2 separate regions of the Mus musculus genome follow, and region 2 is linked to region 1. The links are chromatin contacts, found by Hi-C or POLR2A ChIA-PET in ENCODE. All regions are on one chromosome and are shown on one strand. Each heading gives the region's core, a stretch centred on a gene start or an enhancer-like site at or near the end of the contact. The rest is flanking DNA. Distances are from core to core; before and after follow the strand shown.

Evidence for each region. Hi-C counts contacts between places; a loop is a spot of excess contacts on that map. ChIA-PET counts read pairs that join two places held with the same protein, here RNA polymerase II (POLR2A).
Region 2: a loop to region 1 is called in a map of left cerebral cortex, with 5 times the contacts of the local background. The contact joins the promoter of Smg5 here to the promoter of Tsacc in region 1. A Hi-C loop is called at or near these places in 8 of 37 maps with a recorded cell type or tissue (CH12.LX, ES-E14, T-helper 17 cell and 2 more). POLR2A ChIA-PET finds 5 or more read pairs at or near these places in 5 of 5 experiments (Patski and embryonic stem cell).

The regions. Positions count from the first base shown.
Region 1 is chr3:88,295,677-88,298,376 of GRCm38, forward strand. Tsacc (TSSK6 activating co-chaperone) reads right to left here and starts at 1,323. Exons shown (of 4, transcript NM_001357024.1): 1 at 1,148-1,323. Cct3 (chaperonin containing Tcp1, subunit 3 (gamma)) reads left to right here and starts at 1,459. Exons shown (of 14, transcript NM_009836.1): 1 at 1,459-1,590. The coding sequence starts at 1,560.
Region 2 is chr3:88,334,954-88,337,653 of GRCm38, forward strand. It overlaps Smg5 (Smg-5 homolog, nonsense mediated mRNA decay factor (C. elegans)), which reads left to right and starts at 1,307. Exons shown (of 22, transcript NM_178246.3): 1 at 1,307-1,544. The coding sequence starts at 1,471.

The DNA of each region.
Region 1 (2,700 bases), core at 73-2,572:
GGAATTGTGCTGAGGTTCTCTGCAAGAGCAATATACCCTCTAAGCCCACTGAGCCTTCCCTCCAGGCTGCCTCCCTTATGTGGTCCAGGGAGACTGAAGCCACTGAAAATCGCTATCCTCTTGACTCAGCCTCTGGAGTTTATTACAGGGGTGTGCTACCACACCAAACAAACAACTGTTCTGAAATTGTTAATTTTTCTCCAATTCCCTTCGGCAGTTTTTGTTAGTGCCTTTTCACTGCAGAAGACAAAGCATACCAAATACGAACTTTAAATCTATCACAAACATGTCATGACTCTTTGAGACTTCTGTTTAATTACTAGCCTTATTTTTTTTGTTGTTTTGTTTTGTCTTTTTCCTATATGGGGTGATCTGGCAAGAGGCTTGTCTCCAGTTTGAGATCAGCCTGGTCTTTACGACGAGTTTTAGGCCAGCCTTAGAACTCTGGTAAAGATAATACGGTAATTAAAAAAACAAAAACTCTAGTTTCTTTTGTCACTAACCAGTGACCAGGCTGGGGGGGAGGGGGCGAAGAAGACTCATAATACTGCAAGAAACACGACTTAGGATATTCGGGGGAAATGTGAGCGATCCTCCTTTATGTCTTTTTGCCTTAGACTCAACGTATTTTTCTAAGAAGTAAGACATTAGGACAGGAGAGATAGCTCAACAGTTAAGAGCAATAGATGGTCCCGCAGACAGGGTTACTTCCTAGCACCCACGTGGCGGTTCACAATCAATTCCAGTTCCAGAGGATCAGACTCCCGCTTGATCGCCTCTCACAAGTGGTGCACCTACATACGCACAGGCAAAACAACCATACACATAAAATAAAAAATAGGTACATCTAAAGAACAAGAATTTTCCTTCCTTTTCTTTAAAAAAGAAAACCAGCGCGTCTAGAGCAGTAAACCACAACTCCCAGCATGCTCCGGGGAGGCGGGGAGCCGAGTCGTTGCCTCCCCGCCCCGTAGGACAACTTCCACTTTTACACTGCCTCAATCTCTCGGGCCACGACGGGTATTTCTGGCTCCTCTACTCCTCCCTACCGCTAAGGCTGAAATAAAAAGTAGAGAACTATCATGCCTTCCTTGGCCTTCACGGTCGGACGAGAACCGATGGACAAAACAGAGCTTCATGATCTTACCTACAGCATTAATCCAAAGCCTCCACCCCAGCACCCACCCTCTAGTGGGTACTCATGCGCTGTAGCGAGCCAGCTAACTGCCCGTGCTTTGGCGCTTGCGCAGACATTCTGGCCGCACGCGGCCGGGAGCGGCCACGCCAGTGCGCAAGCGCTTGCGTCTCCCAGTCCCCTACATCATGCCCTCTCTATCTAACTTGCCTTGCCTTTCTTGCGTAGAGGGCGGGGCTAATACTGTCGATTGGCCTATGTTTTTGTCAATCAATAAAATGAGTTTGGTGATTGGCGGCACTTCAGAGGTTAGCAGGTTTCTGTGTCATTCCTGAGGAGGCAGCGTTTTCTTCGCTGCTCTTCTCTCCAGAAGGTTCTGCCGATTCCCCCCAGCTCTGGAGAGTCGGCTCTGCGTCGTGCCGCCATGATGGGCCACCGTCCAGTGCTCGTGCTCAGTGAGTTCAGGGAAGGGATGTCTCTCTCCGCCCCTCTCTCCCCAAGCTGGCCAGTGTTGCCCAGCTCCGTCCCGCCATGACTCGGCCCTCGTGCCTTCCAGTGGTCTTTTCGCCTTGGACCAAGCTCCTTCCCCACTTTTCTTCTCTTGCCTCTCCTGTCGCCTTCTTTTGACAAAATGACTTTCCGCTCTCGGAGTCGCTAGTCTTTACGTGTGCTTCATCCTATTCGCGTTCGGTTCTTTAGTCGCCACCCTCCACGCCCCCGTGTCCTTTACAGCATGATTTCCGTGTAGATAGTAATGATGGTTCTTAACGGTAGGCCTTGCTTCCTATGCTCGGTCCATCCCTCCGTAGAGGCGTGACTTAACGGCAACTCGCTTGATTGATACTTTAGCATCAGTATTTAGGAGGCTGTAGTAGAGTTGTTAAGTTGATAAGTAAAAGCTGCCTTTACCGGCAGATCGAATCGGAAGTGGCATCTTTTCAGTAGCGGTCATTCAGCAACCCTTGTTCGGAAATGACATTCCTGGCGTTCCCGATCTTGGATGTGATCTTTCCCACCAGCCAGTTCTCCCAAATTCCTTTCCTGGTTTTCTTTCCTCTTTAGGGAACGCCACTCATCTCAGTAAAGAGCACCAGTTCCTTGTCAGTTACCTGAGCTATTGAGAATAACTCAGTAAGCCTGGGTCAAAGTTAAACATAGTAAAGAGAAAAACAGATTTAGTCTGGCCACACTGGGAGGAGAGACAAAGGTGTTCAGTGACACTACCTCTCCTACACACTCGTAGACGAGTCCATGAGGTTTTAAGCAGCAGGCCAGATTTGTAAGAAGTCATTATTTTCTGCTCTAGTCTCCTGAGAGAAGTTTACCTACAGGGTGGCTCTCAGGCTTTAGTCTTTTTCCTGTTCTATCGTGAGATTCCTTGGCTTGTGATTGATATTTTGTTTGTTTTCGTCTGTGTATGGCACCAAGATTCCCTGGAATTGGAGTTACAGGCAGTTGTGAGCCACCTTGAGGGGCTGGGAATTGAAGCTGAACCATCTTTCCAGCCTCACAAGCAGACTTTCTTGGTCACTAATCTTTGAGACTCTGTGGCTCCTCTTCCCGGG
Region 2 (2,700 bases), core at 57-2,556, 39 kb after region 1:
ACTCCAACAAACAAAAAAAGTGCTAGTCTAGGCACATGTACAGAAAAGAACAAAGTGACAAGGTTTCTAGCTGTTCAGGTAACCAACATTAAAGTTCACACCAAATCAGTAGTAGAATTTCAGTAGTGAGAGCCTCTTTAGGGTGACTGAAGCTGAAACCCAGTGGAAGTTCCCTGTAGAGGAACAGCGCAGCCAACAGATGGAAAAAGACTTGAGGCAGTTTGAGGAATAGAAAGGAGACTTGGTGGCTGGAGCCAGGAGCATAGTGGTATATACATTGCCATTATAATGTGGAGAGAGAGAGAGAGAGAGAACCCCAAAGATCCGCCTTATAGTTAGGAAAACAATAGGGCTGACAAGATGGCTCACCAAGCCTGACTACCTGAGTCTGATTCCCCAGAGAACCACACTTTTAAAAGAAAACTGACTCTCCCAAGTTCTCTGGCCACGTGTATGTTGTATGCATGCACCCACAAAATATAAATAAATAACTCTCTCGGGAAGAATTCCTTTAAAAAACAAGCAACTTCAGGAGCCACCCCTCAGGCGCGCTGGGATTTTGGCAGCTGACTTGACCTTGTGCATGCCGATCTCCACAACCTCCGGATCTTAAAATCTTTTCGCTGCCCCTCTTCTGCAACGATGTCTGATTCAATGATAGCTGGCCCATTCGTTTTATTATTTTATGCACTTTGGCGTTTTGCCTCTAAACATGTCTGTATGAGGGTTTCGGACCCCCTGGAGCTGGAGTTTCAGATGGTTGTGAGCTGCCATGTGGGTAGTCACTTCTCCAGCACCTAGCTGTCCCATGGCGAGCTTTGCACTCTACGGTCTCTTTTCTTTTCCCCTGGAAACTTAATTTTTTTAAATTCATTTTATTTTGGGGGCTAGGGAGCGTGACACGGAGCTCGCGTGTGAAGTTCAGGCCAACCTGCTGGAGTCAATTCACCTTATACCATGCGGGCTCCAGGGGTCGGGCTCAGGTTGGCCGCAAGCGCCTTTAGCCGCTGAGTCATCTCGCCAGCGCGCTCTTTTTAAACTTGAGACAGGGTCTCTGCACGTAGCAGGGTGGGAACTCGCTGCAGGTTGCCTCGGCTGCCGACGAGCTAGGCGGATGAGCCTGCGCTAGAACGCTCAGTTTCTCTACATCTGTGGCAATAAAGTGTCCCCCGAGGACTTAAGCCCAGCAGAAGCCATGCCACCCACAACCAGCTCGGTTGACTTCCCGGAGAGAGAAGGCAATTTTTCGCGAGACTTGGTGGGTTGGTCGCCGGTCCGCGGCTTGGCGGCAGCTATCGCGAGATTTGATAGGTGGAGGAGGAGCCATCTCAGGCAGCCGCCTCACAGCGATGGCGGCCGAGCAGGGCCGGCGGCAGTGGCGGCTGCGGGTACAGCTGGAGACGGCAGTGGAGGCGCCAGTGGTGGGTGGCGGGGGCCTGTGACCAGGAGGTGCCCTCGGGCCCAGGCACCATGAGCCAAGGCCCTCCTCCAGGGGAGAGCAGCGAACCCGAGGCAAAGGTCCTCCACACCAAGCGGCTTTACCGGTGAGAGGGCCAGGGTGTGTGTGTGCAGCCGCGGCGGGGAAGCGGGGCCGGCGAGGGGCGGGGCCTGCGGCTGGCGGGCGGGCCGGGCGAGGGCGGGGGTGCAGCGGGGTGCGGGCGGGCGTCCCGGGAGGAGCTGAGAAGCAGTGGGTGGGTGGGTGGGTGGGAGGTTTGAAGCGAGTGCAGGAACCCCTGCCGCGGTGAGCCTAGCGTGACGCGGGGCTTTGCGGAGTTGGAGAGAGCCGGTGGGAATTGGGGGCAGCTGAGGATGGGGGTCACGGGTGGAGAAGACCCGAAAGGGACTGGTGCTCAGAACCCTACCGGGCACCTGTGGTTTACTGGAAACAGCCATTGACTGACGTCCTCCAAACCAGGTTCATGTCCTTCATTTGCCCCTCTCGCTATGTGACCTTGGGCCTCAGTTTCTTCCTTAAAAGGAAGGATTTGAGCCGGGCGTGGTGGCGCACGCCTTTAATCCCAGCACTCAAGAGGCAGAGGCAGGTGGATCTCTGAGTTCTGGGCCAGCCTGGTCTACAGAGTGAGTTCCAGGACAGCCAGGGCTACACAGAGAAACCCTGTCTCGAAAAACAAACAAACAAAAAACAGAATTTGATTGATGGCTCATCCCTGGCTGCTCTTCCCGAGGTTCCTGGTTCGATTCCCAGCACCCATATAGCAGCTCATTAACTGTAACTATGGGATCTGACACTCGCACAGACATACGTGTAGGCAAAACACCAGTGCACAAAAATTAAAGGTAAATCTTTTAAGAAAGAAATTTCAAATTTTATATACATATATAGGTTTGATTTGAATACACTATGAAATCCATTATGGCTTACATTTTGTGGACTCTTGAGTTGGAATAAAGACTAGAAAGGCTAATTATTTTGTTGACTAGGAAGGAGGACTTTGGGTTCATCGGTGCAGGCACCCTGTGACTCAGTTCTTCCTTAGGATCTCATGTCCACAGAGTGTAGGTAAAACGTAGATCGCAGAGCTGAGTCATGGGAAGATGAAGAGTGGAGACCACGCTGACTGTTCTGCCTTCTAGTAGGAGGTGGAGCTCCAGCTTCCGTCTTACCTCAGGCCCTGCTGAATGGAGGCTGCCATGAGAAAACCCAGAGCTGCTTGATTCATGTGCTCTGCCTCTTCTGGC